Linked DNA regions of Homo sapiens: region 2 is linked to region 1. The links are chromatin loops, found by intact Hi-C in ENCODE. Cell type or tissue: heart right ventricle. All regions are shown on one strand. Each heading gives the region's core, and the rest is flanking DNA. Links, peaks and the distances in the headings are about the cores only. Region 1 overlaps HEG1 (heart development protein with EGF like domains 1). Region 2 holds the start of MUC13 (mucin 13, cell surface associated).

Region 1 (16,084 bases), core at 2,715-10,714:
AAACAGTTGCCTCTGAGTTGTTTGAAACCCTGGGCCTTAAAAGAGAGCTGCTTCTTTGAAGATGTTTTGCATCCAAGGGTGCTATTCTGAACATCATTTCCTGCCAAGATTTTCCCCACTGATTTACTCTCTGCCTCTTTCTCTTTGTACTCATGGAACAACAGAAAGGCATTTAAGAGGGGAACAAAAAAAGGACACCACTTCTGTGCAAAGCCGCGTGCTGATAACTTGATGGCTGGAAAATGCCTGTTTTATCCTGAAAATAGGAAACTGGTTCTAGGTCCAAGGCTTTTGTCTAACTCACTGTTAACGACAGGCTTGTTCTTCCTTTCAGTTAAATATGTGTTTTTCAGCGTTACCTAGTTACATCCGATCTACAGTTCACGCCTCTAGGTAAGTAACAGAATTATATTTGCTTGTGAACTAGTCTGTACAAAGGGGAGGCTGTTCTAACATGGGTGATAGCAACAAAACCGGGCTGTTTTCACCCAGCCATGGGGCAATCCAGGGCCAAGGTCACTGACCTTCATGCTCTCCCATCCCGTCACTGGTGAATGGCGATGACATTCATTTCCAAAAGCCTTGGGACCCACGTGTCATTTCAGGGCTGTTAAAAACCCACAAACTTTGCCTATAGGGAGTCCAACGCGGTGGTGATCTCACTGCAAACAACCTTTTCCCTGGCCTCCAATGTGACGCTATTTGACCTGGCTGATAGGATGCAGAAATGTGTCAACTCCTGCAAGTCCTCTGCTGAGGTCTGCCAGCTCTTGGGATCTCAGAGGCGGATCTTTAGAGGTAAGAGGGCAGCCCTCTGGGAGGATCCTACCCATATAGTTAGGCACAGACCTAAGATGGAAATGCAAGGCATCCAGGGCTCAGGCCCAGGAAAGGCCCTCACAGAGCCTATTTTTGGCATGGGTGTTAAGTCAAAGACCTTTGTGCACATGCATCTTCTTTTATGTGTGCATGCATGTACAAACATGCACACACACACCCAGAGTCCTGTACACAAGCCTTGAAGACACCTGGTCCTTGGCATGCAGCTCCTTCTGTTTATTTTATCCAGTGTTGATGTGGGAGGGGGAGGGGCATAGGAGCTGATGTGACAAAGCAGAAATCACTCTTTTTCCACTGAAAAGTTCCTGCTCTCTTTGGGGAAACAGAATGTACATGCTTGTCAATGACCCAAAAAAACCTTCATCTGGCCAGAGGCAGTGGCTCACACCTGTAATCCCAGTACTATGGGAGGCTGAGGTACCCTTAAGCCCAGGAGTTCGAGGCTGCAATGAGCTATGATTGCACCACTGCACCCCAGCCTGGGCCACAGAGTGAGACCCTGCCTCAAAAAACAGAATAAACAACCACCACCAAAACCTTCATCATGATACATTATTAGGTTAAAAAAAAAAAAAGCATGTGCAGTATTACCCATCCTTTGTGTTTGTTTGTTTGCACATTATAAATGCACAGAAACAAAACCAGAAGAATGGAGGCCAGAATGCCCACAGTGGCGCCATAAACAATTATTTTCCTTTTCTCATTCTTGCTTTGTCTGTTTTGTCAAAAGCTTCTATAGTGCCTCTGGTGTGAGGCAAATGAAGAAAGGGATTGGAGACAAGTTCAAAAGGGAAGTTTTGGTCTTAGAGGAGAAGTTTCACCTCCAGGACAGGAAAACTCAACTGGAATCTAAAGTACTTCTTTGCAAAGGGGGCTTGTCCCTGTTGCCACGTGCTACATGATCAAAGTTAGCTCATTTTACTACACAAGTAGGGCTGGCAAAGGATGGAGAATCTAGTCTAAACCACCCATCTGGCATCCAGACGCTGGACATGAGTAGAAGATATCAGGTTGTAACAGTCTGCTGGTAGATCCATGACATTGACATTCCCAGTGGGCCTGGGTTCCATAACTTCCAGTCAAGAGAGCTTTCTGGAGTGGGCCTGTATATTACAGAGCTTGGGAGCCAGATTGTTAGCCCTTCATTCTGGGATAAGAGCTGGAGCTTGGCCCATTTAAGGCTAGTTATTAATCTGAGAAAAAAAAAAAAAGCTAAACTTTCTGAAGTTGAAGTTACTATTGATGGGGGAGTGAGGTAGAAAGGTCATGCCCCATTATATCATGCTCGAAACTTTGAGACTCTATGGTTTTACTTTTTTGTTTCTCTTGACAAGGATTCAAGGGTACCAAGTTGTCCTCCCCAGTGAGGTAGGAAAGTCACCTTTCAGTTCACTAAATATTTATGGAATACATTCTATGTGATCAACATTGCACCAGGTTACTTTTTGTTTCCCATAAATGCATTCAAATCAAGTGCCTTGCAAATCAAGTGCCAGCCATTTGGATTTGAAAGAGCCTGCTCATGGCAGCCCTACCCACCCTCTGACTCCCATTCTTCCGACTGCTTGTATATGGTTTATGGGAAAGTACCTCTCACCCTTGCTGCCTTGCTGAAGTTCCTATTTACTTCTCCTTTCAGAGCCCGTGAGAACAAAGACAGCTATGCATATTAGCTGAAAAAAACAGGCTTGTTTCCCTGTTTTTCCTCCCAGGTCTTCTCCAGGTTTTGCCAAGACCAGCCTGGTCTCATGCTAACCTTTCTGAGTACTAGAGAGGTGGCCTTGACAGCTTCTGACATCTGGGTGTTTCCAGCATAAGGGCAGTGCTGGGCTACTCTGGACACTGCCATTGGAAAGGAGGGTTTTCTGTCTTCACTTCATAAAATATCCACTTCCTTGCCTTTCAAAGAACTGCAGCTCTTGTCATCTCCAGAGGTTTAGTCTTTGGAAATCCCCCATGGAATGTCTCAGCTTTAGATTTACTTAGAGTCTCATTGTCTGTTTTGGCGGATGTTATGCCCAGGAAAGACCATGGGAATTGTGAATGTAGCAAAATCACATTGCCAGGCTTTATATGAAAATGGGATTCTACGTGGTCCTATTGGATGAATTTATGGTAGAATATTCTTTGAGAATTTGTAGGGTAGCAACTCCTCCACTGCAGAGGCAGGGCCTGTGTCCCATGCTTTTGCATGGATCTGCTTCTGTGCAGGGCACAGTTGCTCCAGCAGAGTGATTTGCCAGCAGGCTGGATTAATGGGCAGGGTGGAAGGAAAACGTGACATTGGCTTCCAGAAAATATCTAATCAGGCCAGGCAACTCTGGCTGGCTGCTGGACAAGGCAAGTGTCAGCCTGGACAGGTTTCTGCCCTGGAGGAATTTCTTTATATTAAGGCTTGAGGACTGGCAAAGCCTTCAAAGAGTTGAGATGAGGGATTGTGGAAGTTCATTACCTCCCTGGTGCCAGCTTTGCAGTGTTTGCCTGGTGAGATTTTCCATTTTTAATTTTTCTCCCTTAAATACAAACTTTTTACAATAAACAAAGGAAATTCTGTCACACACACAAATGTGGTTCTGATTGAGCACGCTAGCTTCCACTGATAAAGGCAGGAAATTCAGCTTTGAGAACTAGAGTTGTGTCCTAAGCTTACCTCGTGTGACCAGGCTGTCTACCGGTCCTGAGTTCTCAGGACTCACAAAAGGGGGCAGATTTCAGGAACCCCATGTGGGGTGGCAGCTCATGTCACCAAAACCTGCCTGGGCAGGGGCAGTTTTGCAGCATTAAAAGGGGTACCTGGCTTCTGAATAGGTTGGCTTCCTCCTTTGGGTGGGAAATGGGAGACCATGCCTGGAAAATTGGCAGCCATTCCTCCCTGCACAATAGATACATGGCCCTTCCCCTTGCATCTTTCTTCCCATTCTGAACTTGAGCTTGCCCCCCAATAACAACAGCAAATATCTAGCTTGCCTTGCCCTGCACATGGGTGTAAATAAGGTACTATCCACTATCCAGTTGGTTTCCTATTTTTGTTCTGTTCTCTGTGTACCCCATATACACAGGAGGCCTATGCACCCTCATTGTGTCTGCTGTACACAACTTCACAGAGGGCCATATGCCCCACAGGAAATGCTTTCTGATAATAATGAAATGATTCTTTGTCATCCATGAGATGAATAAGGCCCTAAAGTAAACAAGGTAGCAAGCCTGAAAGATGGGCTCCTTCTCTGCCTGCCTCTGTTTCTCTCTGCCTGGTCAGTGACAGGCGGCCATGTGTACCAACCAGTCCCTGTGCCAGGCACTGAAGACCCAGAGATGAAGAAGCCTCAAGAACCCATCAGTGGAGTGGGGGAAACTGCCTGATAAGCAGAATTACACTACAGCCCGGGGCAAGCAGATTGTCTTTCAGATCTCTCCTCATCACCAGTCTCTTGTAGGCAGCACGCTGTCAGGACAGCAAGCCACCTTGCCACAGGGAGTGGTTCTAGGTCCCTTTTTAGGCCATGCAGACACACAGAGCTGAGATGTACTTCCACTTGAAACAGGTCTGGCCTGCACTCCTGTTCTTAGTCCAAGTCTCGGCTTCCTAAGAACTCAGCCGTATTTTCTGGTTGTGCTGATCCTTCCTCCGCAGTCCTTTGGAAGACACGGGGCCATTAAGGGCTGTATTTGCAGTGAGCACCAGAGGAGTGAACAGGGCCTGTTTATTCCAATTTCGTTTCTCAGTGGGTCCGTGGCACGCTGTGAGGGTGTTTTCAACGGGGAACACTGGTGCACAGCCTGCGGCTGATCAGAGAAGGAGTGGCAGAAGGCAGTACAGATGGACTCCTGAGAGGAGTGTTGCTCTGTGGAGACTTTTCGGAAAACTGTTCTCAGCCTCTTGAAATAGAGAGTTCATGCAGACACATGAGCTTTGAAGTGGAGGAGATTTTAAGGTTTGAAGTGGAGAAGGTTTTGTTTTGTTTCACTGTCTTGTTTTTCCATTCCAGCGGGCAGCTTGTGCAAGCGGAAGAGTCCCGAATGTGACAAAGACACCTCCATCTGCACTGACCTGGACGGCGTTGCCCTGTGCCAGTGCAAGTCGGGATACTTTCAGTTCAACAAGATGGACCACTCCTGCCGAGGTAGCCACAGCTTCGCCTGGGGTTCTGTGCCCAGTCCTGGGACTCTGCCTGGTGCTCTGTTTCTCTTTCTTGCTCTCTCTCTGTCTTTGCTTAGGCGTGACCATTCTAAACTGAGGGTAACTGGTTCTTGTTATTTTGCTCGTGGCAGGATTGAATACATTATCTCCTTGGAATAATAGCATTATCTTTGACTGGTGCATGCTGGTCTGGCCAATTAAATTCAAAGGAAGACAGAATGGAATGCCTGTGGTAGCAGTGCCTTTTCTTTTTTTTTCCATTTAAAGGAAGTTAGAAAAATTATTGTTTTAATTCCCAAAGCTTTATCTGTTGTCTGCTAATCTTTTAAAGTGGAAGTACAAGCGTGGGGTCAGGCTTATATCTTTCAGAGGCAGCTGAGGCCAGAGTCAGAGCCCGACTCTGCCTCACTGATCATGTATCACCTTGGGCAAGTCACTTTGTTTCTCTGAGCCTCGGTTTCCTCTCCTGAGAAATGGGTATGGTGATCCTCTATTGGATATTTATTCTAAGAGTTAAGGAAGGCAGTGGATATAGAGGCCCTTTGTAAGCTGTCAGCATCTGCTCTTGTATTTGGTCCAGGTTGTTGTTGAATTAATGAGTTCTGGTTTTAAAGGTCTCATGAAGTGCTTGAGAGCAGAAATCTAATTCTACTAACCTTTAAGGTGAGGCTTAAATTCATTTAGTTTCAGGGAAAAACTGCTCAAAGAATGTAGTCCAAGAATACTGCTTTAAAATAAAATTAATTCAGGTCCAAGAGCACCACGCACCCTGACTTATAAAAGGCTGCTGCAACTTGCAATCACCAGAAAAACTAACGATATAAAGGCCATCATGGATGGCCAGTTTTCCTACTCAGTCAACACCTTGCTGGTGACAGATGTCAATGGATGTTACTGGAATCTGAATAAAAATCACATACTGGGGCGAGGCGACATGCCACTTTTCTCCATCAGGACTTCCCATGAGAGGACTTGTTCATCACAGATAAAAATATATTTCAGGGCAGCACTCTTATCCTGAGCTTCAGACCCTCTGACTTTGTTAGGTTTGGATACAAAGTTCTTCTCAAGTGCGCATCATCAGCTCTCCAGGTGGGACCTGTGATGGGTTTTGAAGGGGAGGGCCAACTCTCTGTGTTGGGCCTAGGTCCTGATGTGTGACTAGGACACAGCATGTCTCAGTGCCGTGCCAGACTGCCACATTGCTACAAAGAGATGATGCTTCCTCATGCCATCTTATCTGCTTTAATGCAAAGTGTTCCTTGCACCTCTTAGAAATGGGGAGTTGAGCCGGGCGTGGTGACTCACGCCTATAATTTCAGCACTTTGGGAGGCCGAGGCGGGCAGATCACCTGAGATCGGGAGTTGGAGACCAGCCTGACCAACACAGAGAAACCCCGTCTCTACTAAAAATACAAAATTAGCTGGGTGTGATGACGCATGCCTGTAATCCCAGCTACTCGGGAAGCTGAGGCAGGAGAATCGCTTGAACCCGGGGAGTGGAGGTTGCAGTGAGCCGAAATCACACCATTGCACCACTGCAGCCTGGGCAACATCTGTCTCAAAAAAAAAAAAGAAAACAAATGAGGAGTTGAGCCCATCTTCACATGGGAAGGGGACTGGGCTAACATCCATGTGTGTTGGGGCGCTGTGCTGCTGACAGGGGATGACACAAGGTGGGCAGAGGTATGGGCATGGTGCTGTGGTGTTCCCTGTGAACAGTGTCTCAACAATGGCCCTATCACCTTTGCTTCTGGCTGGCCTGCGCCACTTCCTCTGTTTCCAAGTCAGCAATTTTGTAATTGTTTCAGTTACAGGCTAGCATTAACAATAGCTGTGAAAGATTTACCGAGTGTGCTGACACAGGCACCAGCAACCTTATGTTGACCAAGTGAGGACCCAAGAAGCAGCATAAGGAAACCTTGATTCACTTTTGGGCTTGTTGCTGAGACCCCGTGAAGCCCTTTCTCAGCAGTATTTGCACCATCAGGCCTCTGAGGAGTGGATTCCGGGCTTCTTGGGCCACAGCCCTTTAGGCTGGGTTCTGATGGGTTAGCAGTGACATCTTCTGGCCATCAGTGCTGGAGCACTGACACCTCAAATCAAGGCTCAATATAAATAGAGGATAGAGGAGTGTGTGTTTTCTAAATCACTGCAGTTCAAGCTATACATTAGCAAGTCTCTATGTTCTCTGCAGCGTGTGCGTGCACACACACACATGCACACACAACGTGCTTGGTGTCTCACAGAAAATGTCTTTGCCAGACTTTCAAAGCTACACATAAAATCAAAGTAGATATCCCTCTCATAGGTTTCTTAGCTTCCTTCCATCATGCAGGCATCATGATTAATTCTTTTTTTTTTTTCTTTTTAGAGACAAAGCCTTGCTCTGTCACTCAGGCTGGAGTGCAGTGGCGCAATCAAGTCTCACTGCAGCCTTGACCTCCTGGGCTCAAGTGATCCTCCCACCTCAGCCTCCCAAGTAGCTGGGACTACAGGTCCTTGCCACTATGTCCAGCTAATTTTTGTATTCTTTGTAGAGATGGGCTTTTGCCATGTTGCCGAGTCTGGTCTCAAACACCTAGGCTCAAGCAATCCACCCACTTCGGCCTCCCAAAGTGCTAGGATTACAGGCATGAGCCACCACACCTGGCAATGAATTCTCACAACCTGTTTGCATGTCTCTTTCTTTAATCCGACTGCCATTCCCTTGAGTGCTAGAACCATGTCCTGAGCAGTGCAGGGTTCAGCAAATGTCTGTTGAATGAACGAGTGGATGATAAGGCAGCAAATAAGATGGGAAAAGATTGACATGGCTAGATATAATTTCCTGCAAGGGAACAAAAGAGTTTTTAAGATGCCACTGTCAGCTGGGCACAGTGGCTCACGCCTATAATCCCAGCACTTTGGGAGGCTGAGGCGGGAGGATCATGAGGTCAGGAGTTCGAGGCCAGCCTGGCCAATATGGTGAAACCCTGTCTGTACTAAAAATACAAAAATTAGCTGGGCGTGGTGGTGCATGCCTGTAGTCCCAGCTACTCAGGAGGCTGAGGCAGAAGAATCGCTTGAACCCAGGAGGCGGAGGTTGCAGTGAGCTGAGATCCCGCCACTGCACTCCAGCCTGGGTGACAGAGCAAGACTCCGTCTCCAAAAAAAAAAAAAAAGATGCCACCATCTACTTATTTCTATTTTTAAGTCCAGAAGACTTGAATTCACTTGTGTCTTATGGCAATAGGGGAAGCCCAGTTTGGGAATATATACTAGCTGTTGCCAAATTCATTTCATCTTCAGTGCTCTGTGGTCAGAATACCTCTGGGGCAGGGGTCCCCAACCCTACCAGTTTGTGGTCTGTTAGGAACCGGGCTGCACAGCAGGAGGTGCAGTTAGGAACTGGGCTGCACAGCTGAGTTCCGCCTCCTGTCACATCAGCGGCAGCATTAGATTCTCATAGGAGTGTGGACCCTGTTGTGAACTGCACATGTGAGGGATCTAGGTTACGTGGTCCTTAGGAGAATCTAATGCCTGATGATCTGAGGTGGAACAGCTTCATTCCGAGACCATCTTCCCAAGACCACCCCCTTGCTGGTCCATGGAAAAAATGTCTTCCATGAAACCAGTCACTGGTGCCAAAAACGTGGGGACTGCTGCTCTAGGGTGAGTGAGATGAGAAGCTGGGTCCTAAGGAGCACAGGAGCACCTCACTGACAAGGTTTCCCCAGAACAGCGCCACGGCACAGTAGCACTCAACCACTGATGCGTAACGGAATGAGCCCATTTGAAATAGAGAAATATCATGACATCAGGGAGCCAGGTCACTTCTGATACAAAATGAAAACAGCCCAACCCATCAGCTCGCGGGCAGGACAACAGATGGACCTTACATCTGCCTGGATGACAGCCATGGAGTGGAGCACTTCCACCCAGCAGATGAAGTCTAATGTTGGGTGGGGAGATTGGATGTAAAAACATTTCCAGGAAGAAGTGTTCAAAATAGAAAAGGCTGGTGTGACATCAGCCTGCCTCAGTGCCGAGATGGGTGGGGAGGAGTCACTGAAGAAGCAAGCAATTTCCGGTGGCTGCCCCGCAGCGTTAGCCATCCATGGATCATCCAGGGTAGCTTCCCCCACTCCCACGTCCTGCTGCAGTATGAAGCAGAGGCATACACAGGAGGAGGGCCACCAGACATGGGAGAGGCAGGAGCACTCAGCTGCCTCCTTAGAGAAGGCCCCACCTGAGTGAGGCCAGCAGAGAACTCAGGTATCAAAGATTGGGAGATGGGGCCTCGTTACTCCTTCCCTAAACAGGATGCAATTATGCTCTACCTGTGGCATAAAGTGAAAGCACCTAGTGAAAACTGATTTGATAATATAAGATTTAAAAATATGTAAAAGGTAAATCAGGTTAAAGGGGAAATTAACGGACTGTTTTGTTGAGGCCAGAAGGAAAGTGAATATGCAGAATGAGACACAGCAGGGTCCTGCACGCTTGCTAAAAGAAGGCCCCTCACTTAAGTGCTGAGGTTCCCGGACACTGAGGCAAAAAGGGAAACATGACTTTGAAAAGAGTCAGGGTCCCTAAAATAAAGAGCAGCTGTTCAGGAGCATCCCTGTGTTTTAAAACAATGGGGCCAAGAGCAATTTCTCTGGGGCATCCTCGTCAAGAGGTTACTGAGTGGTATTGTAGCAAAGCAGTCCATGACATCCCCAAATAAATACCACAGGGACTTTCCCATGGCTGCCGCTTATAACAAAAAGCCCTTAATACAAGAGAATGTAGCTCAGGAAAAGTGATACTGTGGGGTCAAAACAGTGCTGTCCAGGTGCACAGCTCTCTAATATCTGCTGTGAGACACATTACAGATGATTTAGAACAGTGTTTTTGAAACTGTATTCCACAACACTCTAGTGATATGTTAATAGAAAGTCTGTAACAATAAAGCACATGCCAGAGGCATTCAGCTGCTAACATTAAGAAAGTAGGAGGAAGAAGATTCAACACATCGTCATGAGGAAAGTTATCACACACAAGGACGCTGGACCCAGCCCACAGGGCATCACTCGCCAGCCCCCTGCCCCTCCTCACCCCCAGCCATGCATGCTACTGGCCCCCATAACCCACCATTAGCACGTCTGCCATCCCATCAAGTATTGCAGCTCTACACTCTGTACCTTTTCTTATTCGGGATCTTTTATGCAATGTATCTCGTACATTAACCCTGTATCACATTTTTATCATTCCTTGCAGCAGAGAATTTGTCTGTGAGGCCATTTTTCATTGCTTTCATTCAAGCATGCATTATAGCTCATGGTGTTCTGTCATCTTATTGTTGTGTTGAAAATGTTCTGTGATCACATAAATTCAGGAACTGCTGATCCAGGGAAATGGCCAGGCTGCAACTGCTTCAGTGAAGTAGCGTTCCATGAGCTGCACCACCCGAGGGTTCAAAGTTCTGTTCTTGGGCAAGGTGCCGATTAGCACACATCTAGATATGTCCGAAATCCCCTACACAGACTCTAGGGTGAGCATTCTGTTACGAAAACCTGGGTACACACCAGGACTGTGCCCCAGAAGATGTCACCTACAGCTCCCCCCCTTCTCATGGAAGGGTGTCAGCAGGGCCATTATCAGGTTAAAGGTTTGATTTACATTAAAGAAGGGGAGCCATATGTCTTTGTGATGGAAGGAGTTTCCCCAGGGGACATTCTTCATCTATAGAGAACTTCTAAATGAATTGCATTGGTCATATAATAATTACAACTACATGCCTGACATGGTGGTTCACGCCTTTAATCCTAGTACTTTGGGAGGCCGAGGAGGGCGGATCATCTGAGGTCAGGAGTTTGAGCAGCCTGGCCAACATGGTGAAACCTCATCTCTACTAAAAATACAAAAATTAGCCAGGCTTTGTGGCGGGCCCCTGTAATCCCAGCTACTTGGGAGGCTGAGGCCGGAGAATCGTTTGAACCTGGGAGGTCGAGGTTGCAGTGAGCCAAGATAGTGCCACTGCACTCTAGCCTGGGCAACAAAGCTACTCATCTCAAAAAGTAATAATAATTACAACTACAAAACCCTGATTTAGTGGTTACTATGTACCAGACCTGTACTAAGCCATTGGATTGCCTTATTTCACTTAATCACCTCCAATAAAATACTTTTTATAGCTGGGAGATTGAGAGCCACAAAGAGGTTAAGAAAAGTTTTTTGATAAGGTTAAGATTTGAGGCTAGGCATGGCGAATCATGCCTGTAATCCCAGCACTTTGGGAGGCAGAGGCGGGCAGATCACTTTGAACTCAGGAGTTCGAGACAAGCCTGAGCAACAGGGTGAAACCCCATCTCTACTAAAAATATAAAAATTTGCTGGGCATGGTGGCACATGCCTGTAATCCCAGCTACTTGGGAGGCTGAGGCTGGAGAATCACTTGAACCCAGGAGGTGGAGGTTGCAGTGAGCCAAGATGGCACCACTGCACTCCAGCCTGGGTGACAGAGCGAGACTCTATCTCAGAAAAAAAAAAAAAAAGAGTTGTGCCGGCAACAGTATTTAAGTGAGGATCATTCCAAAGCAGTTTGCAGCCTTCTGGTACTAGAATAATCTTGTGGACTTTAGGGTGGCTGGCGTTTAATTAACTGGGAGTTTGGGAGAGGTAAATAGACACACTCATGCATTTTCCTTTTGTCTTTCAGCATGTGAAGATGGATATAGGCTTGAAAATGAAACCTGCATGAGGTAGGCTCCATGTTGATTTAGTCTAATTTTGTTACAAATCTTATTTAGATAAATTGCCTCACTTATTTCTTTTGAGATTGGAAACTAATTCTTGCCCTTTTTTCTTTCTTGGCTTGCAGTTGCCCATTTGGCCTTGGTGGTCTCAACTGTGGAAACCGTAAGTGTACAAAAGTGGACCATTATGCGTGGGCAGGGGCCTGGCCCTGTTGTTAGTGCACAGGTGTCAGTCTCCTCCCACTTCCCTCAGTTCACACCTGCTGTCTTCTTAGGTTCTATGCCAATGGCATGGGGGAAACAAAGAGAAAGGCCAGACGTGGTGGCTCACGCCTGTAATCCCAGCACTTTGGAAGATGGAGGCAGGAGGATCACTTGAGGCCAGGAGTTAGAGACCATTCTGGCCAACATGGTGAAAGCCCGTCTCTAGTAAAAATACAAAAATTAGCTGGGTGTGATGGCACATGCCTGTAATCCTAGCTACTTGGGAAGCTGAGGTGAGAGAATCGCTTGAACCTGGGAGGCGGAGGTTGCAGTGAGCCAAGATCACGCCACTGCACTTCAGCCTGGGTTACAGAGCGACACTTCGTTTTAAAAAAAAAAAAAAACCCAAAAAACAACAACAAAAAAAACAAAGAGAAAGACTTGACTGGTACTGTTCAGGGGCTCAAGGTCTGGGCTGGGCAGGGAGAGAAACACTCACTCCTAAATACCCCTGCTGTGTGCTGAGTGTTACTGTGATAACCAGACATGGGGTGTGGGACGGGGAGGCAGGGACTGTGCCCACAGAAGAATGAGAGGACACTCGACAGTACTTCTTGGAGGGAGTGGAATTAGAGGAACAGTAGGAAAGATTTAGACTGGCGGGTATGGGGGGAGGACATCCCAGGCAGAGGGAGCAACTTAGACAAAGGTCTTCAGGCAGCCATGGGCCCTTGGTGTTCTGGGGACAGTGTGTAAGTGGATGTGGCTGGAAGATAGGAAGATCGGAAGGCAGAAAGTAGAGGATTTGGATTGGCAAAGTATATGAGGTCTGAACTGTTGGGGTTGGGATCACCAGGCTGAGGAGTGTAGACTCTAATCAATAACTGTCAGGCAGCTGGCAAAAGTCTTAGAGCAGGAAAGCAGTTTGATCAAGGAAAGCAATTTGGGCTGCATTGAGAACAGACTGGACAGAGGAGAATGTGGGTGCAGCTTAGATATTTCCAGCATAGTCCCACCAGGCATGCTAGAGACACACTTAGGAGTCCTCTCTGCTCCAGGTGGAAGTAGAGGGTGGAACGCCAAGCAGCCAAGAGTGTTGGTGGGGACTGTGAGCGGGGCGTGTTTTGCACCTAATCCAGTTCTTGGAGAAAACCAGTTGTGATTCATTTAAGATTGCTTGCACTGACATTTTCTTATATTCATACATTAGAAATTGAAATTATCTGCAAAATTAAATTTGGGGATATAGCATATCATAGGATGTAATAGAAATACTAACAATGAAGATTTTAGTTTAGGACAGCTTTGGCTCTCATCCTACAGACAAATGTGCCAGTGGACTATTTTATAAGTTTACTAGAAGGAAAGTAGACATGATTTTATTTAATGTGTGTAAAAAAGCCCCCAGTTTCTATTCCCCAGTGGTATACCTTACATCTGATTTCTTCAGTGGTGTTTTCTTTGTTCGTAAAGGTTTTCTATTAGCAAGTTTCATTATTGACTTTCTTTGAGCATAACTAAAAAATAAAAATAATGAAATAAAAATCAAACACATTCAATGCTGAATATAAAACTGACATAAAACTCTCTTGGTGCACCCAGCATGGTGCTACTCTCAGGTCAGAGTCTAGAGACTTGGAATTACATATCCATTTAGGATTACTGATGACTTTGGTCATCTGATTTATCTTGACTGCAGACTAGCAAGAGGTTACAGAAGATAGCCTCAGAGAAAGACTAGGGAGGCAATTCTAAAAGCAATTATATTTATAGTCATATGAGTAGAGAGGGAGGGACTCACAGAATTGATATTTGTTTTTCTGTGTTTTTGAGATGGAGTCTTGTTCTGTCGCCAGGCTGGAGTTCAGTGGCACGATCTCGGCTCACTGCAACCTCCGCCTCCTGGGTTCAAGCGATTTTCTTGCCTCAGTCTCCCAAGTAGCTGGGACAACAGGTGTGCACCACCACACCTAGCTAATTTTTGTATTTTTAGTAGAGACGGGGTTTTACCATGTTGGCCAGGATGGTCCCGATCTCTTGACCTTGTAATCCGCCCACCTCGGCCTCCCAAAGTGCTGGGATTCCAGGCGTGAGCCACCGTGCCCGGCCGATGTTTGTTTTTTAAGTAGCAACCTGCAGCCCTGAGTGGTGTAGTAAACAACCCTGTACTCTTTAGAAGTCCCAGAGGACACTGTGGGGCCATAGAACCATGTGAGCACGGCCCTTCACTCCAATGGACCCCAGTCATCACGCTCTAAATGGTGTTTGGTGCACTCAGTTTAATAAGGCAAGGAAGTTATCATATTTTAGGCTTTTTTATTTAATAAATTAAAGAATAGTCAAAATTCTTTTTAGGTGTCAATGCTGAACAGGGTAGGCTTGAGTATTTTGGAGATTTGGCTTATGTAAAACAGTCTGGATGGCAGTACATGTCCTTTCTAAAGATCAGTATTTAGGCAAGCCAGTTTCTCAGCTGGGCTCAGGGTCTTTATGCTTTTGTGTTTAGGAGGATATCTATGCCTTAAAGGGGCTGCCTGGTCTACAGAGTGGTGTGTGTTCACTTTTTCGTGTGAATCTCATTTCTCACTTGAAACCAGAACAGAGTCACAGAGAGCTCGTAAACTGATCAGAGAATGGAGTAGCCTGTGCACAAAAATAGATAAGAAAATCTATAACGTTTCAATGTGGAAAAAGGAGGCTGAATAATCAGACAGAAATTTAAGATATTTGAGTCTTGTTTCCCAAATGCTGGAATACTAGAACTACATGGTATATATATATATATATATATATGTGTGTGTGTGTGTGTGTGTGTGTGTGTACACATATATAGTCTTTCAGAAGAGATGCTTCAAGGCTAAGAGTAGAGGTTACATCACAAGCCTGCGGACCTGATCCTAAGATATTGTTAGAAACAGAGAGGCTTGGCCGGGCGCTGTGGCTCACGCCTGTAATCTCAGCACTTTGGGAGGCCGAGGCGGGCGGATCACGAGGTCAGGAGATTGAGACCGTCCTGGCTAACACGGTGAAACCCTGTCTCTACTAAAAATACAAAAAATTAGCTGGGCATGGTGGCGAGCGCCTGTAGTTCCAGCTACTCAGGAGGCTGAGGCAGAATGGCGTGAACCTGGGGGGGCGGAGCTTGCAGTGAGCCGGGATAGCGCCATTGCACTCTGGCCCGGGCGACACAGCGAGACTCCGTCTCAAAAAAAAAAAAAAAAAGAAAAAAAGAAACAGAGAGGCTTAGCAGCAGGAGGCTCAAAGTGCAGCAGACCTGTATCACGTGTGCAAGAAACTCATCTGAATGCAATCCCACCTGATGGCAGAGAAAGAGAGAGCCAGTGAGACAGGTGAGAGGTGTGGAGGTGTGGCCACCCTGTTCACGTGTGCCCCTCGGGTGAGCCAGGGAGCAGGAGGTAAGAGATATGACCTGCTCAGTCCTCTTGGGGCCTCTCATCCCTGACAGGCCTCTCATAGAATGAGCTAGTACTTTAAACCTGCTTTGGTCAGACAGCTCCCTAGTTTTTATTTTTTATTTTTAGAGATGAGGTCTCTCTCTATTGCCCAGGCTGGAGTGCAGTGGCCTGATCATGGCTCACTGTAGCCTCAACCTCTCAGGCTCAAGCAATCCTCCCACGTTGGTCTCCCAAAGTGTTAGGATTACAGGCATGAGCTACCACACCTGACCCCTAAATAAGTTTTATTAGAAAATGCTTCATGTTTCTCAGCGAATGGAAGAGTGATCCATCTAGGGAACATGAGTCTATAAAGGGCTGCAGGAAAGGGGTGTGAGCTGCAGGGCATTATTCTAAGTGGCACTGGTAATTTTTTTCTCAGAGATTATTAAGTACTATACATGTTTGGGGATGCTGTTTCCCTATGTCATTGACTATTCTGTAAGTTCTTATGTTAGGAAAAAGTCAAGTCCTCTCCATTATTTTTGTGGGGTTCTGGAAGTAGCCAAGATTTCTCTCTGATTCCTCAGACTTCCTTTTCCTTCCCATTTGTCCAAGTCACTGTCACTGTGTCCAGCAGAGGGCAGAGGCCTGTCTGGATGGTTTGCTCCTGGCCACCTTTTAGAACCGGCCGCCTATCTTTAGTTTGGTAACTTTTGTTATTCTGTGATGGCATGTAAATATCACTTTATCATTTTGATATCTCTATTAGTTTCAGTGTTGCA
Region 2 (16,084 bases), core at 2,576-10,575, 67 kb after region 1:
CGACAGAGTGAGACTCTGTCTCAAAAAAAAAAAAAAAAAAAAAAAAAAACTTAAACTCAAAACTCTAGCCACAACTCACAAGGTATCATTAGTTTATATTCCTCTGGCTGGGGCTAGACACAGTAGAGTTGGGGCCCTGGACTTTAAGGAGGGAAAATTAGATTAAGAAGACCCAAATCCAAGCAGTAAAGCTGGTTCCTGACACATGGTGAGAGGTGAGGGGCTGAGGAACTAGAGAGAGGGTGAGAAAGGGAACTGAGAAGTGGGGCCTGCCCAATGAGTGGCCAGGAGCAGAGAGATCAAATCAGCTGTTCTAAGTTTTCTCTTTTCTGTACTTTATTGCCAACTCCCCAACACACCAGTCACCCACAAGACTTCAGTAAAGTTAGGTTAAATGCCATGATGTGATGTCCATTGTGCTTGGGAACTTTATTGGGGGCTGTATCCAGGTAGAGTCACAGAAGCTTGGAGATGTGATTACAAAGTTGCTAGACATGACCATCAGAGAGGCCCGGAATGGTAGTCCCCAGCATACAGTGACAAAAGTTAAGCAACTAATAATTTTGGGAAACATGTAAGTCCTCTTCAGGGATTCTCAGAACTACAGCTGGAGGAAAGTGGTTTCCTGCACTCATATGTGGGTGAGTAGAGCACAGTTTGTTATTGAATGTTTAATGGAATGGTGACCTCCTAAAAGATGGCGGCTTGGAGACATTTGAGATATCAAGAGATTAACCAAACTCATGTGCCACCAACCTCACAAGGATATTTGGAATGTCCTGACTTATTTTGGGCTTTGAGTCAGAAAAATGATTCGTAAGGCCAGCTCCACCTCTTCTATCTCAAAAGCTCGGAAGAGATCTATGGTATTTGGCCAAATGCTAGCTATAATTGCCTTTCTGTGGTTTGACGTCAATTAATGACTGGACTTTGTACCCGAAAGACAGTTAAAACGAAAGGTAGCCAGGAAGGGAAATCATTTCCTCCTCAGATTACCAAGCAAGAACAGCTAAAATGAAAGCCATCATTCATCTTACTCTTCTTGCTCTCCTTTCTGTAAACACAGGTAAGGAATATTTTTACATTTTAATTCTTCCAATCATGTATGTTGTCTTTGAGGTAGAATCAGCAGGCCTATAGCTACCAATTCTCCCAGCCCAGCACATGGTCTATTTTATAAATGAAGTTTCCTCTCCAGCTCAGCTCAAAGACACAGACATTTTATCCTGTGATGGGGAAGATAGAGCAATAGCAAAAGTGGTCTGTGGGCTGGGCGCGGTGGCTCACGCCTGTAATCTCAGCAATATGGGAGGCCGAGGCAGATGGATCACTTGAGGTCAGGAGTTTGAAACCACCCTGGCCAACATGGTGAAACTCCATCTCTACTAAAAATACAAAAAAATTAGCCAGGTGTGGCGGTGGGCACCTGTAGTCTCAGCTACTCAGGAGGCTGAGGCAGAAAGAATCGCTTGAACTCGGGAAGTGGAGGTTGCAGTGAGCTGAGATGACACGGAGTGACAGAGCGAGACTCCATCTTGTAGGGGTGGGGGGAAGAAGTGGTCTATGGAGTGAGATCTGGGGGCTCAGCAAACCAGAGGTTTCTCTTTGAGAGTTCCTGAGGCCAGATAAGAAGGACTAAGTAGGTTGCAAGGACCCAGTTCTCTACTATAGCGTTCTGGATCCCCTCTCATGATAATCAGAGAGCTGACCACAGCAAAAAGCCTCCTTTCACAAATGTACTTGAATTTGAGAATGCTAAACCATAGGGAGTAATTGTCACGTTGATTAGACTTCAGACATGTACTCTCTGTTCTGAGTTAGGAAGGGTTCTATGGGCCACATGTGGGTGAGGTCAGCAGTATGTTGAGAGGTGAGGGTTGTGGAGGCCAATTGGCTTCCTAAAATTTTGCAGAAAAATCACTGGCATGAAGTAGATGGACTAATAGGAAAAAAGGCATACAACTGTATTTAATGTGTGTACCCAGGAACCTTCAGCATGAACACCCAACTTCCTGATGAGGTATAGAAGCTTATACACCATCTTGAGGTTACAGAAAGAAAGGGGGCTTGGATCTTGGTAAAACAAGTTATGGAAGAAGGGAGAAGAGGAATTCTGTTGAGGGGCAATAAATGATTATTAGGGAGAATAATTGGATCTGGGAACAAAAATGAACTTGTAGATAATTCTCCTTGGAATTTAAAGATCCTTGGAGACAGTCCTTATCTTGATGAAGGGTCAGCTCAGGGGTGGTTTCCTTCTCGGTCTTCTTTCCTGTAGTGGATAATGACATAACAGGGAGGGGAACAGGAGCAATAGTTCTTCTTTGGTGGATCAGTCCTTACAGCGCTTGTTGACCTCTAAGAGTTTTTAATTTAAAATACTCATTATATCATGGAGCTATATTTGGGGGTGAAATATTTTTATTTCCTTCAGGTTCAATGAGTTGAAATCTAGAAGCTGCTTGCAGAAAGGAAGAAAGTATTTGATAAGGCAGATGTATGAAGAGAAATTAAGCCCTTTCAGAGAACTGGAATGAATGGCATCAGGATTAGAGTTTTTTGAGAGCTGGTTTCAAGCTCTTAATGCTGGAAGGTTGGAGAAGGCTAGCTGCACAGGAGGGGAGGGCTCACCAGATCTCTCCTGCCAACCTTGGGGGCAGATGCTAGGTCCAAGCCTTCAGGACAAAGGAAGAATTGGTGAGGCTTGTATGACTTTCAGGAGCCACTGTTAAAAAAGGCTTGACTTTTTAAAAATAGAATAGAAGGGCGGTAGAAAGGGGAAAGTTGGCTGGGAGGGGACAAGGAGATGAATAGAGAGTTAAGGGAATCAGGAATCATTGAGGCTCAAGGGACCTTAGGGGAATGGAGATGTTTCTTGACCCAGAGAACCCAGGGGGAAGGGCAAAAGTAGGGCAAGCAGGGATTCAGATGGCATGCCACCACTTATTAGCTGTGGGGTGTCTCTGACCCTCAGTGTCTTCCTGTGTAGCAATAGAGGGGAAATCCCTATACTGAAGAGTGACTGAGAGGATTAAATGAGACAAAGAGCCTGATGTGCCGGGATACTGCCTGGCACATAGGGGCTTAATAAATGATTTCCCTTTTTGTCATGTCTGCACTTGGATCTGATTTTCTTTTCTTTCTTTCTTTTTTTTTTTTTGAGACCGAGTTTCACTCTTGTCGCCCAGGCTGGAGTGCAATGGCACGATCTCTGCTTACTGCAACCTCCGCCTCCCAGGTTCAAGCGATTCTCCTGCCTCAGCCTCCAGACTAGCTGGGATTACAGGCACCTGCCACCACACCTGGCTAATTTTTGTATTTTTAGTAGAGATGGGGTTTCACCATGTTGGCTAGGCTGGTCTCAGACTCTTGACCTCAGGAGATCCACCTGCCTTGGCCTCCCAAAGTGCTGGGATTACAGGCGTGAGCCACCACGCCCAGCCTGGATCTGATTTTCAAACTTTGGTTTTGATTTCCTCTTCTTTGTTTAAAAAAGTTATACAAGTAATGCAGACCCACTGTAACAAATCCAAACAATACAGATGTATATGAAATAAAAATTGAGCATCCAATCTGACTTCCCACCCATCTACCTCCAGATATATTAATACTGACAGTTTTGTGGCTACTAAGGTTTGCTTTTGAAAAAAATATTTATTTTATTATTTATTTATTTATTTTGAGACAGAGTTTTGTTCTTGTTGCCCAGGCTGGAGTGCAATGGCGCCATCTTGGCTCACTGCAACCTCCGCCTGCCAGGTTCAAGCAATTCTCCTGCCTCAGCTTCCCAAGTAGCTGGGATTACAGGTGCTCACTACCACACCTGGCTAATTTTTTTGTATTTTTAGTAGAGACGGGGTTTCACTACATTGGCCAGGCTGTTCTCGAACTCCTGACCTCATGATCCGCCCGCCTTGGCCTCCCAAAGTTCTGGGATTACAGGCGTGAGCCACCGCGCCTGGCCTTATATTACTTTTTGAGATGGAGTTTTGCTCTTGTCGCCCAGGCTGGAGTGCAATGGCACTATCTCAGCTCACTGCAACCTCTGCCTCCCAGGTTCAAGTGATTCTCCTGCCTCAGTTTCCCGAGTGGCTGGGATTATAGGTGCCTGCCACCACGCCCAGCTAATTTTTGCATTTTTGGTAGAGATGGCGTTTCATCATGTTGGCCAGGCTGATCCCAAACTCCTGACCTCAGGTGATCTGCCCGCCTCGGCCTCCCAAACTGCTGGGATTACAGGCATGAGCCACCGCGCCTGGCCTGAAAATTTTTAAAAAGTTGCTTTTTTTTTTTTTTGAGACAGAGTCTCGCTCTGTTGCCAGGCTGGAGTGCAGTTGTCACGATCTTGGCTCGCTGCAACCTCTGCCTCCTGGGTTCAACCAATTCTCCTGTCTCAGCCTCCCAAGTAGTTGGGACTACAGGCGTGTGCCACCATGCCCAGATAATTTTTGTATTTTTAGTAGAGACAGGGTTTCATCATGTTGGCCAGGATGGTCACAATCTCTTGATCTCATGATCCACCCACCTCAGCCTCCCGAAGTGCCGGGATTACAGACATGAGCCACCGCTCCTGGCCTGAAAATTTTTAAAAAGTTGCTTTTTAATGTAACGTTAAGGATTTTGGAGGTGTGTGTAAGGAATCACTACTTCAAACATGAGTTCCATCTCAGATTCTGAGCAACCAAGGGCAGGAAGTGTGTCTTGTACACCTTTACGTTCCTCCTCACCCCTATGCCTTGTATAGCACCTTGACTGCAAGAACCCCCGCACAAGCATTTACTGAAACAAATGAAAAATGTGCCAGTGACATTTGAAGAGCCTTTAACAGGCAAAACTTCCCAGGTTGTTTTTGCTTTCTCTGAGAGACTAGGACTGCATTATTCCACAGAATCTGATGAGTGCCTTTGGGAACCAACATCTCATCATAATGAAGAATTCAGATCTGGGAGAAAGGCGTTTGATTGTGACTTTCAGCTAGCTTTGAATAAAGCAGTTATAGGTGTGCCCTGGACAGGGGTGGTGATTATGGAGTGTTCCCCAGAAAGAAACCAGGTCAGGGCATATATTTTCCCATTGAAACCTATGATTTGTACCTCTGTGGACGTTGTGCTATCCTTGTGTTATTTAGAAGCTTTAGGACCTAAGGAAATAAAAAGACTAAAGTTATTTCTACTGCACAGATGTCTTCATATATTTCTGTTATCTATAGATTGAACAAAATAGGTTATTTTACAGTTCCTCTTGGGTATTTTTACTAGATAATTTAAGCCTGGGATATCAGCTCTAAGCTGTCTTCCCTGAAATCTATACAACCCTCAGATAAAACACATATATACACATAGACACACACAAGTGTATTTTAGTTTAAAAAAAAATCGTAGCTATTCACAGCAATGAATTGCTGTCAGCTTGGAATGTGTCTCATTTATTAAAACTAATTGAGCATTCTGAAATGTATTCTCCCTAGTGAACAGAAATTTAAAACCAAAATAAACAAGCCACCAAGTCCAAAACTCCTTGTCATAATTCCAAAGACCTGCAAAAACCTCTCAAGAAGTCCCAATTTGTTTTATGCACATCTACAGAAACATGTTGGTTCTTTGGCATCGGCCGAGAATGAATATTCCCAAAGCATGAAATTCAGGGTCTGGTGGGGTTGGGGTTGTTTGCACCCACAGTCTGCCAAGTCCTTTTCTTCTGTCCAGAGTTTTCCACAGCGAGAGCCAGCCCCTGGCCACTCTCACTGCTACTCCGATGATAGAGGGCACCGTGGAGGTCACTTCTATTTCCACCGCTTTCATTCTGATCCCCAATTTTCTCTATTTGCTTTTCTTGTGTTTGTTCCTCGGGGGTCTTGGCTTTTTCATTAAATGGATGGCCTTCCCCATAACTTTAATCAAGTGATAGTTAGGACATTGTCATCTCACAGACCTGGCTTTGCCTCTGGGCAAATTCCTTAACCCTTCTGAGTATTGGTGGGCTCTTCTGTCAAATGTGGGCACTTATGTCTACTTCACAGGTACAGTCGGGCACAGGGCCAGTGCTTGATAGATGAGAACTATCCTGAGTGGCAGGAATAGGAAGACTGGCAGTCAACATTGCCAGTTGCTGATGTATTTCTTACCTAGGAAGAGCAATTGCTGATCTCTTCAACACTTCTGAATGGCTATGTTAGCCAAGCCCTCTTCAAGGTGAAGAATCAGGCTCTGCCCTCAAGGGGCTCATAGACCCATCGGGGAATCAGGAAGCATATTCTGCAGTTCTCTGCACCCTAAGGTTTAGAAATTGCTTCCTCACTAAACCTTTTTCTTTCAATAATTTTTTTAACCTATTGTCAAGGTCAGAGTTCTTAGAGACAAGGAAAAGTTCTAGAAAACTTATCACTGGGCCAGGCAAGGTGGCTTACACCTGTTATCCTAACACTTGGGCGGCCAAGGTGGGAGGATCACTTGAGCCCAGGAGTTTCAGCGCTGCAGTGAGCTATTATGGCACCACTGCACTCCAGCATGTGTGACAGAACAAGACCATGTCTCTAAAAAAAAAAAATAAAATAAAAGAGTGGGGGAAGAAAATGGATCACTGGATCCCTAGAGTTTACTACTCCATGTGTCCAGGGGTTCCTAAAAGTTGTGAAAATGCGACTTTGATATCCATCATAGCTCAGAGGGCAAAGATCACTTATTCATCTTACTCTTAGTCAATGTATCTAGAATTGTGAATGGGAAAACACTACTAGAATAAAATTTTGGAAGAAGTATAATAAGCACTTAATGAGGTATTTTTATTTTATTATTCTTTAAATTACCCAACCCTAACCTTTCCCTCCCTCAATCTATCAAGGTAATGAAAAAATGGGACAGTTGCCTTAAAGTGCAGAAAGACAAAAGTAGTCCATTTCTGGGTAGTCACTGCGCCACCTTGTGGCATTCTCAATTGTCCTCACTGAGAATGGTCTGAAGTATATTAAACCCTGATCTACAGTTACGTGACTACAGGCATAAATAATATTACTTCTTAGTATTCAACTTAAAAAACATTAACTCTTCTGCGGGACTGGTGGGTCACATCTGCAATCCCAGCACTTTGGGAGGCTGAGGCAGGAGGATCATTTGAGGCCAGGAGTTAAGAGACCAGCCTAGCCAGCATAGTGAGACCCTCATCTCTAAAACACACAAAAAAATTAGCCAGCCATGGAGGTGTTACAACTGTAGTCCTAGCTATTTGGGAGGCTGAGGTGGGAGGATTGCTTGAGCCTAGGAGCTCAAGGCTGCAGTGAACTATGATCACACTACTGCACTCCAGCCTGGGTGGCAGAGCAAGACCTTATTCCTAAAATAAATAAATAAACATTAACTCTTTATTTGTCACATTTTTCAATAACATTTTTTCCAGTTTTGTCTGTTTAATTTTTAATGTTATTTATTGTGGGTTTTTTGTGTTTAGAAATAACCATGTATTTTAATTTTTAATGTAGTCATATATTTTCATTTTTCCAGAAAAGAATGAGTTGAGGCTGGGCATGGCACTTCATACCTATAATCTCAGCACTTTGGGAGGCCAAGGAGGGTGGACTGCTTGAGCCCAGGGGTTTATGACCAATCTAGGCAACTTGGGGAAACCCTACCTCTAAAAAAAAAAAAAAAAGAATGAGTTGGATATGATTTAGTATTAAGTAACTGCCATTAGTTATTCAATGTACTGTCTCCTCAAACTTGGTATCTTTGTTCCTCCAGCCACCAACCAAGGCAACTCAGCTGATGCTGTAACAACCACAGAAACTGCGACTAGTGGTCCTACAGTAGCTGCAGCTGATACCACTGAAACTAATTTCCCTGAAACTGCTAGCACCACAGCAAATACACCTTCTTTCCCAACAGCTACTTCACCTGCTCCCCCCATAATTAGTACACATAGTTCCTCCACAATTCCTACACCTGCTCCCCCCATAATTAGTACACATAGTTCCTCCACAATTCCTATACCTACTGCTGCAGACAGTGAGTCAACCACAAATGTAAATTCATTAGCTACCTCTGACATAATCACCGCTTCATCTCCAAATGATGGATTAATCACAATGGTTCCTTCTGAAACACAAAGTAACAATGAAATGTCCCCCACCACAGAAGACAATCAATCATCAGGGCCTCCCACTGGCACCGCTTTATTGGAGACCAGCACCCTAAACAGCACAGGTAAGGACAATTCCCTCAAAGACTCCCCAAGGATGGAGAGTACAATTGTGGAGGGAGGGAGGTGGGTATGTTCTGGTGGGGTAGGAAAATGGGTCTAAAGAGGCCCAAGGTTTCTTTGGAAATGAACTGTGGGCTTGAAATCTGTGTCACAATGTAGTGACAGCAGAGGCCCTAAAATCCTCAGTTTCCTTCTGTTCTCCTTTCCTTCCCTCCCATCCTACCTCAAGTTATTTGCTAGCTGTGCAGTATTTTTTTTAATGAACTTGGGCTTTGTGAAAGGTAGCTCTATAGCTTTCCTCTCCCTAGGGGATTTTTAGAAATAGTTTCAGCTGCTCTGAGAAGACCAGGTCCAAATAAGCACAGACTGTCCAGCACCACTGGTCTAGCTCTCTGGTCTACCTAAGGAAGAAGTCAGTTCTACCCTTGTAAGATGGTGGCTGATCACAATGTGGAACTTGAGCCAAGTCATAGAATTTGAGACTGAGGGGTAGAAAGCAAAACAACAGCAGTGTTCAAACAATCCTAGGCATAACCAGGGCCATTGTCCAAAGGACAGATGCTTTGGGAACACTAAGAGATGACAAGTGACCTCAAGCAGAAGTTAATGAAACAGGAACCATTTGCTTCACTTCCCCAAGCTCAGCCTATAACAGAAATCAACTACGTTTATCAGTAAAGGCTAAATGGCCTTGTGGGCCATGTGGGGTCTCTGTTGTAACTCCTGCACTCTACTATTTTAACATGAAAGCAGCCACAGTTAACAAACAAAAGGTTGGTCAGATATGACTCGTGAACCATAGTTTGCCAGCCCTTGATCTAGAAGAATCGTCACACTTTAGAGCCTAAAGAATCTAGATAAATCCTATCATTCTCAGATGGGAAATCTGGGACCCAGTGAGGGCCATGACTCACCCAGGGTCAAAGATCAAGTGGATGTCTCCCTACCCTTAACTTCTGGTAGCTTCCTCAATGTTCTTTGATAGATTTAAGAAATAGATGGTTAAGCAAGTAGACCCCAGAGGCTGTATCTAAGACCTCTTTCCCCAATCTTTCATGTTTGGAGGGGCCACTCTGAAGGCGGGATCCAATGGGACACAGCTGTCCTGGGATCAGGAAAGAGAGGTTTTCTAAGCCATTTCTGCTTCGCCAGGTGTTCCCTCAGAGTCAGGCCATCTTCCTGTGTTCTGGCCCTACCATGAACAAACTGTGGGGCATGGGGCAAGTCATTTCTCTCTTGGCTTCAACTTAGTGATCTGCAATAAGGCGAGACTGAACTAAAAAGCCCCCCAAATCTCTTCTGGCTGTAACATCCTGTGACTTAATCAATTCCTGGCCATGAAACAAGTTAATGAGTCTGTCCTTCGTTGCTGAAGAGAAAGCACCTCAGAGTTGTTTGTCTGGTGTCTCCAGAAGGAGACACATTCTTCCTTAAGATTTCCCAAGTCATCTTTGCAAGGTGGCTGAGGCTTTTCTTAAAGAAGCCATTAATTTTATTTAGAAGACTGGTTCATACTTTGTCAGAGGGGTGACGCTTATTTTTGTTTATAAGATACTGAACTATGCCTCCTTTTATCCCATATAGTCTATTTTTTTTCTCTTTAAAAAATTGTTAATGGAAGCCGAGCATGGTGGCTCACGCCTGTAATCCCAGCACTTTGGGAGGCTGAGGTGGGTGAATTGCTTGAGCTGAGGAGTTCAAGACCAGCCTGGGAAACATGGCAAAACCCCATCTCTACAGAAAAATACAAAAATTAGCCAGGTGTGGTAGCATGCACCTGTAGTCTCAGCTACTCAGGAGGCTGAAGTGGGAGTATCACTCAAGCCTGGGAGGCAGAGGTTGCAGCCAGCCAAGATTGTGTCAGTGCACTCCAGGCTGGGCAACAGAGCAAGGCCCTGTCTCAAAAATATAATGTTAATGAACTTTATTTTTAGAGCAGTTTTAGACTCACAGCAAGATTTAGAGAAAGGTACAGAGGTTTCCCATATACTCCCTGGCCTGACACATATATTATCAACATCCCCCACCAGAGCAGTGTGTTTATTACAATTGATAAACCTCCAGTGACACATCATTATCACCTACAGACCATAGTTTACATTAGAGATCACTCGTGGTGCTGTGCATTTTATGAATTTGGACAAATAAATGTATAATGGCATGCATCCACTATTATAGGATCACAACCCTAAATATCTTTTGCACTTTTCATCCTCCCCTCTAACTCCTGGCAACCACAGATCTTTTTACTGTCTCCACAGTTTTGCCTTTTCCAGAAAGTCATATAGTTGGAATCATACATTATGTAGCCTTTCGAGATTGGCTTCTTTTACATAGTAGCATGCATTTCCTCCATGTCTTTTCATGGCTTGATAGCTCATTTTTTAGTGCTGAATAATATTCCATTGTCTAGATGTACCAGTTTGTTTATCCATTCACCTACTGAACGGTATCTTGGTTGCTTCCAAGTAGTGGCACTCATGAACAAAGCTGATATTAACATGGATGTGCAGGCTTTTGTGTGGACATAAATTTTCCACACCTTTGGTTAAATACCAAGGAGGGTGACTCTCAGATCTTCTCGTAAGAGTATGTTTATTTTTGTAAGAAACCACCAAACTTTCCTCTCAAAGTGGCTGTGTCATTTTGCATTCCCACCAATGAATGAGAGTTCCCATTGCCCCATATTCTCACCAGCATTATTTTACTTTTTATTTTTTAATAAAAGTAAATTAGGCCTATAATTATGGAAAAAACAGCTCAAACAGGGCAAAATCATGTACAATAAAAAATAAATCTCCCTCTCATCCTAAACCCCCAGGACCCAGACCCCCAGTTTCCTTCCCCAGAGGCAACTTCTGTGCCCAATTCCTTGTATCTCCCTCCTGAAATTACCTATGCAAATATAAGCAAATATTTGCTTGTGTATAATCCTTCCCTTCTTTTATTCACAAAAGAGAGCATGTTATACACATTGTACCTTACATACAGCTTTTAAAGAAATCAGTGGTTTCTACATATAGGTTTGTAAGACTCTCAAGACAGCTCTGAAGGTTATCAAACACATAAGCTATTCTGACATCACAGCTCAGAATCATTCCACTTGACAGAAGTGAAGAAAACTCATAGCCCAGATCACCACTGGACCACTGAGCTAACTCTCCTCCTCAGATCTCATCAGTTCCCCAGAGAAAGAAAGATGCTACACCCTGCCTGGCCTGGGAGTCTCAGCCCACAGTGTAGAACCCATTGCAGTGTTATTTTCACCATTTATTCAGATGATCCACTTAGAAAGCCAGAGGCTGGAATGTCTTCTCATGGCCTCTTAGAATTTTCACTGAGTTAATCCACATTTCTCTCCTTTACTATCCCATTCCTGTTTTTATGGCTATGTCTCCTAGGTATGCCTAACAGAATGTGACATCTAGTTTCTTTTGGAGCTTCTTGGCTGTTTCTTCCTATATGACAATTATTCATACCTTTCTAAAAATAAGATGTTTTATCTAGAATGTTTTGGGGAGCCCCACCTAGTGTTAGAGGACCATGCTTCAAGGTTCTGGAGGGACTTTGAGATCTGAAGATTCCTGACTCCTTGGAGTCAGAAGACTGCAATCTCTCTTTCTTTGGGCAAGCCCTTGTACACTAATCTCTGATCTTTACTATTGACAAGTATTATACTTGGCTCTAGAATTTCAGAAACAAACTCTCTAGAGACCTAAGCAAGCAAATATTTGTTTTTAACTCTTCCAAAAGTGTGCTGTGGAGTAACACAAGCAAGGAATGGAAAGGGCCCAGGGGGGAGGCATGAAGATGGAAAAATACGTTTCCAGTTGTTATTTATTGTCATTTCTCTGGATTTCTAATCTCTTTCTACTCCATCTAAGGTCCCAGCAATCCTTGCCAAGATGATCCCTGTGCAGATAATTCGTTATGTGTTAAGCTGCATAATACAAGTTTTTGCCTGTGTTTAGAAGGGTATTACTACAACTCTTCTACATGTAAGAAAGGTGAGTTACAAGGGATGAGCCATGGCTGAGCTCTGTATCTCACACCAAAAGTGGAATCGAAAACTCAAAATGATGGCAAAAGGAGATTCCAAAATATGAGAGATAAAGAAAATGCAGAGGCAACAAAGGCCAGCAAAGTAGAGAAAAGTGCTGTTACCTAGGGACACTGAGGCAGAACAAGGTGATCTATCAAAGACCACACAGTCCAGCAACCCTGGGAGCCTGATCTTCAGTTCTGTGTCACAAGATTTGTTTGCTCCATAACATCAGATCCCCCTCTTAGAGACATAAGAGCCCTTCAGCTCTAAAAATGGATTTCAGGAGTACATTTATACACTTGTGGCATAATGATGTTTTGATTAGATCACCAGGGTGCAGTGAAGGTCTGAGGGCTGACTGTCTGAGTTCTGTTTTTTTTTTTTTTCTGTTTTATGAATGAGAAATATCTTCATTTTCCAGAGCAGCCAATTCTATAAGAAATGAATGCATTGCATTGCCCACTGGGGTTAGGGATATACCAAAAGGCCCCCAAATGCTCATATTTTTAGCACTAATAATCTCACTCCTGGGGATTTACTCTAAGTAAGTGACCCCAAATACAGAAGAACAGTTTGTGTGTGAAGATGTTCATTGCAACTTTTTCTTTTCCTTTTAAATAATTAAAAGCACTAAGTCCAATAACAAAAAATGATTACATCAAGGAAGGGGACATGTACTTCACAGAATATTATGCAACCTTTAAAAATGATGGTTATGAGACCAGGCATAGGAGCTCACACCTGTAATCCCAGCACTTTGGGAGGCCAAGGCAGGAGGATCACTTGAGCCCAGGAGTTCAAGCCTGCAGTGACCCAGTTGTGCCACTGCACTCCAGCCTGGGTGATAGAGCAAGACCCTATCTGTCTCTCTCTCTCAAAAAAAAAAAAAAAAAAAAAGACTAGGCAACGATTTGGAAAATACCTATTATATAATAAGAAGAAAAAAAATATGGCATAAACTTGGAATTACAACAATGTAAACTGTAAATGGAAAGAAATATACCAAAATTAAAATGGTTGTGCTAGGTTGGGCAGGATGATGGGTAACTTTTAAAATATTTCCAGATTTCCTGTAGTGTCGTTATATAATGTTGGGAATTCTAAAAAATAATCTATGTTTTAAAACAAAATGGAAATGACCCTCTTTTCATCAAATAGTACAGAAAGATTCTGCTTAACTTTCAGGAAAGGTATTCCCTGGGAAGATTTCAGTGACAGTATCAGAAACATTTGACCCAGAAGAGAAACATTCCATGGCCTATCAAGACTTGCATAGTGAAATTACTAGCTTGGTAAGTATTTTCCAACTTTCCTTTCTGTAAAGCATTCTTTGTTCTAACACTGAGTTGCAGAGTGTAGAGCTGGTCTTCAGGTGGTTCACGCTCGTACCATCGTACCAGTTGTTCAAACAGTGAAATGTACCTTTACTGGTCGGTAAACAGCAGCTGTCCTGAGCGCCTCCACCGGTGCCACCACTTCTTCATTGCCCAGGCCTCTCCCCTGGGACCCTTGGACCACCCCATGGTCTTGCACCTGGAGGCGTGGCACCTGGCCTGGCATGGCAGAGGGCCTGCAGAAGCTGGCTCCAGCCATACCATACCCATTGTTTTATAAGCTATTAACACAGTTTTAAATGGACAGATAAATATCATGAAGTTTTAAAATAAATTATTTCCACAGAATGAAAGAGAAAAAATTTAAAGATGTTGTTTTTCTTTTTTATATTCAAATTTGCATAAATTTTCATACTAGTCTGGCTTTTAAAAAAATGTCTAGAAGAAGAATTACATCTGAATATCTGTTACTTATTTTTCCCATTTTCAAAAATGTTGGCATGAACAATAGTTTCCCATCATTTAGATTATTGTGAGCAAGTGCACACATGTGAGCAAGCATGAAAGGAAAGGGTCTTTCCATTCTGCAGCCACAGATGTTAGCTCTGGAAGGACCCTCAGAGCATGTCCAGCCAATACAGCTCAAAGTTCAGTTTTAAAGGAAAAAATATTAGCCTTAAATATGTCTTAGAAGTTGAGGTGGAGGCTGGGCATGGTGGCTCATGTCCGTAATCCTAGCACTTTGGGAGGATGAGGCGGGCAGATTACTTGAGGTCAGGAGTTTGAAACCAGCCTAGCCAACATGGTGACACCCCATCTCTACTAAAAATACAAAAATTTAGCCAGGCGTGGTGGCAGGCGCCTGTAATCCCAGCTACTCAGGAGGCTGAGGCAGGAGAATCTCTTGAACCCAGGAGGTGGAGGTTGCAGTGACCCAAGATCATGCCACTGCACTCCAGCCTGGGCAACAGAGTGAGACTCTGCCTGGAGAAAAAAAAAAGGAAGTAGAGATGGAGAGACATTTTTTTAAAGCTGAAGTCTTATTCCATGACAATGTCTCTCAATTTGAAATTATATCACTATTAGAACTGGTAACATGTAAAAAATGTATCGTGGAAATGATTTTACAGATGGTGCAAAGAGAGCTAGTGCTTCCGACTGCACAGCCAGCCAGTACGTGACAACGCTAGGATAGGATCTGTGGCTGCTGTCTCACAGAGTTTGCTCTGTCCCTTTGCCATGTCACCTCTGCCCTGTGGGCCAGCTGGCAGTGACTTGCCCTCTCATCTTGGATCTGCTTTCAAATGTGCCAGCACGGATGTTTTCAGTACATTGAAGACAGCAACATCAATGTGGTCCTACTTCCAGGGAACCCCTGAAGAACTTCATGTGGCTTTACTGAGCAATGGTCACTTAGCACTACTTTCCCCAAACTTGACTTTGAGTGTGAGTGTCACAAAAGCCCCCTCCAGTTACAGGCCTTATGCCCCGGTCTTCAGAGATCAGATTAGATACTTGATCTCAGTCAGGGTTTGATGTTCCTGGGGGAACCAGTGAGGGGATGAAGCATTCTTATAGTTTCTGGGAGATTTGTAATCCAGAAGGGATGCACCAGAACTCCCTTGCAACCATTAGAGTAGAGTTAGGAAAATAGAGACAACTTACTTTCTTCAAGGTCCTCTTAGCAGCCTTTGTGGGGGCAGTCCCAGCTCAGACCCTAAGAAGTCTCCCAGGGTCCATTTTCTACCCAGTTGGATCCTGTTAAAAGCTAGATAGAGCATTATTTTTTTCTGCCTCATTTGATTTGTAGAAAATGTGAAAAAAAAATTTTTTTTACTTGTTATTAAATCTGTTTTCCTCCACAGTTTAAAGATGTATTTGGCACATCTGTTTATGGACAGACTGTAATTCTTACTGTAAGGTAAGTTTGTTATGGACAATTTTGGAGGCAGATGTGTGTCTGTCTAACTTCCGAGCTTCTCTTGAGGTCTGCATGTAACATTAAGGCCCTCTGTGGCAAGTCACAAGTTAAGAGGAGAGGGTCAGTCTCAGTCTGAGCACTGCAAAGGGGACTGTGTGCCTTGGCCCTGCCTCTGATGTCACCCCAACTCTGGGCAGGGCATGGCCTGGGGAAGGCAAAATTCTGTCTGTGATTGGCTATGCAACAACTTGTGCACATGGTCCAGGACATCATCTGGATCTCTTTGTTTGTCTTGATCCCATGGCTGCAAACCATATCTAGTCAATCTCTGGAATGTGCATTCCAGTGGGCCGGGGGGAGACTGAATGGCCCGTGATCATCTCTTCCCTCATATGGCAAGTGTGAGGGGGACAAGAACACCCAAATCACACTCCTGGCTAGAGAAGGGTCAGTGGTGAGCTTTCTGCAGTGAGAACAAGCACTTATTGAGCACTTCAATATGTAATGGCAAGTGCTGGGTGCTATTTAGGGAAACAAAGAGGCAGAAGATTCTCAAGAAATTAGCAATTGCATCTCAGCCTCCTCTGGAGC

The links. Peaks named below come from ENCODE experiments on the same cell type or tissue, not always from the same donor. Only the 100,000 strongest peaks of a DNase experiment are listed, where the experiment ranks them.
Region 2: it touches region 1 in a loop (2.8-fold over the local background); 24 of 110 quality-filtered maps call a loop at or near these places.

The regions. Positions count from the first base shown.
Region 1 is chr3:124,986,566-125,002,649 of GRCh38, reverse strand. It overlaps HEG1 (heart development protein with EGF like domains 1), which reads left to right. Exons shown (of 17, transcript NM_020733.2): 10 at 335-393; 11 at 638-798; 12 at 4,827-4,961; 13 at 11,664-11,706; 14 at 11,826-11,863. Among named protein-coding and RNA genes, the nearest start is that of MUC13, 60 kb to the right of the region's middle. RefSeq lists an enhancer at 120-1,319 and a silencer at 6,951-7,245. In heart right ventricle, for the core only: a CTCF peak has its summit at 7,042 (motif pointing left); DNase peaks (open chromatin) are centred at 6,999 and 8,935; H3K27ac peaks cover 7,406 bases.
Region 2 is chr3:124,919,643-124,935,726 of GRCh38, reverse strand. MUC13 (mucin 13, cell surface associated) reads left to right here and starts at 976. Exons shown (of 12, transcript NM_033049.4): 1 at 976-1,066; 2 at 7,734-8,195; 3 at 12,078-12,200; 4 at 13,424-13,530; 5 at 15,438-15,493. The coding sequence starts at 1,015. In heart right ventricle, for the core only: a CTCF peak has its summit at 6,920 (motif pointing left); a DNase peak (open chromatin) is centred at 6,926.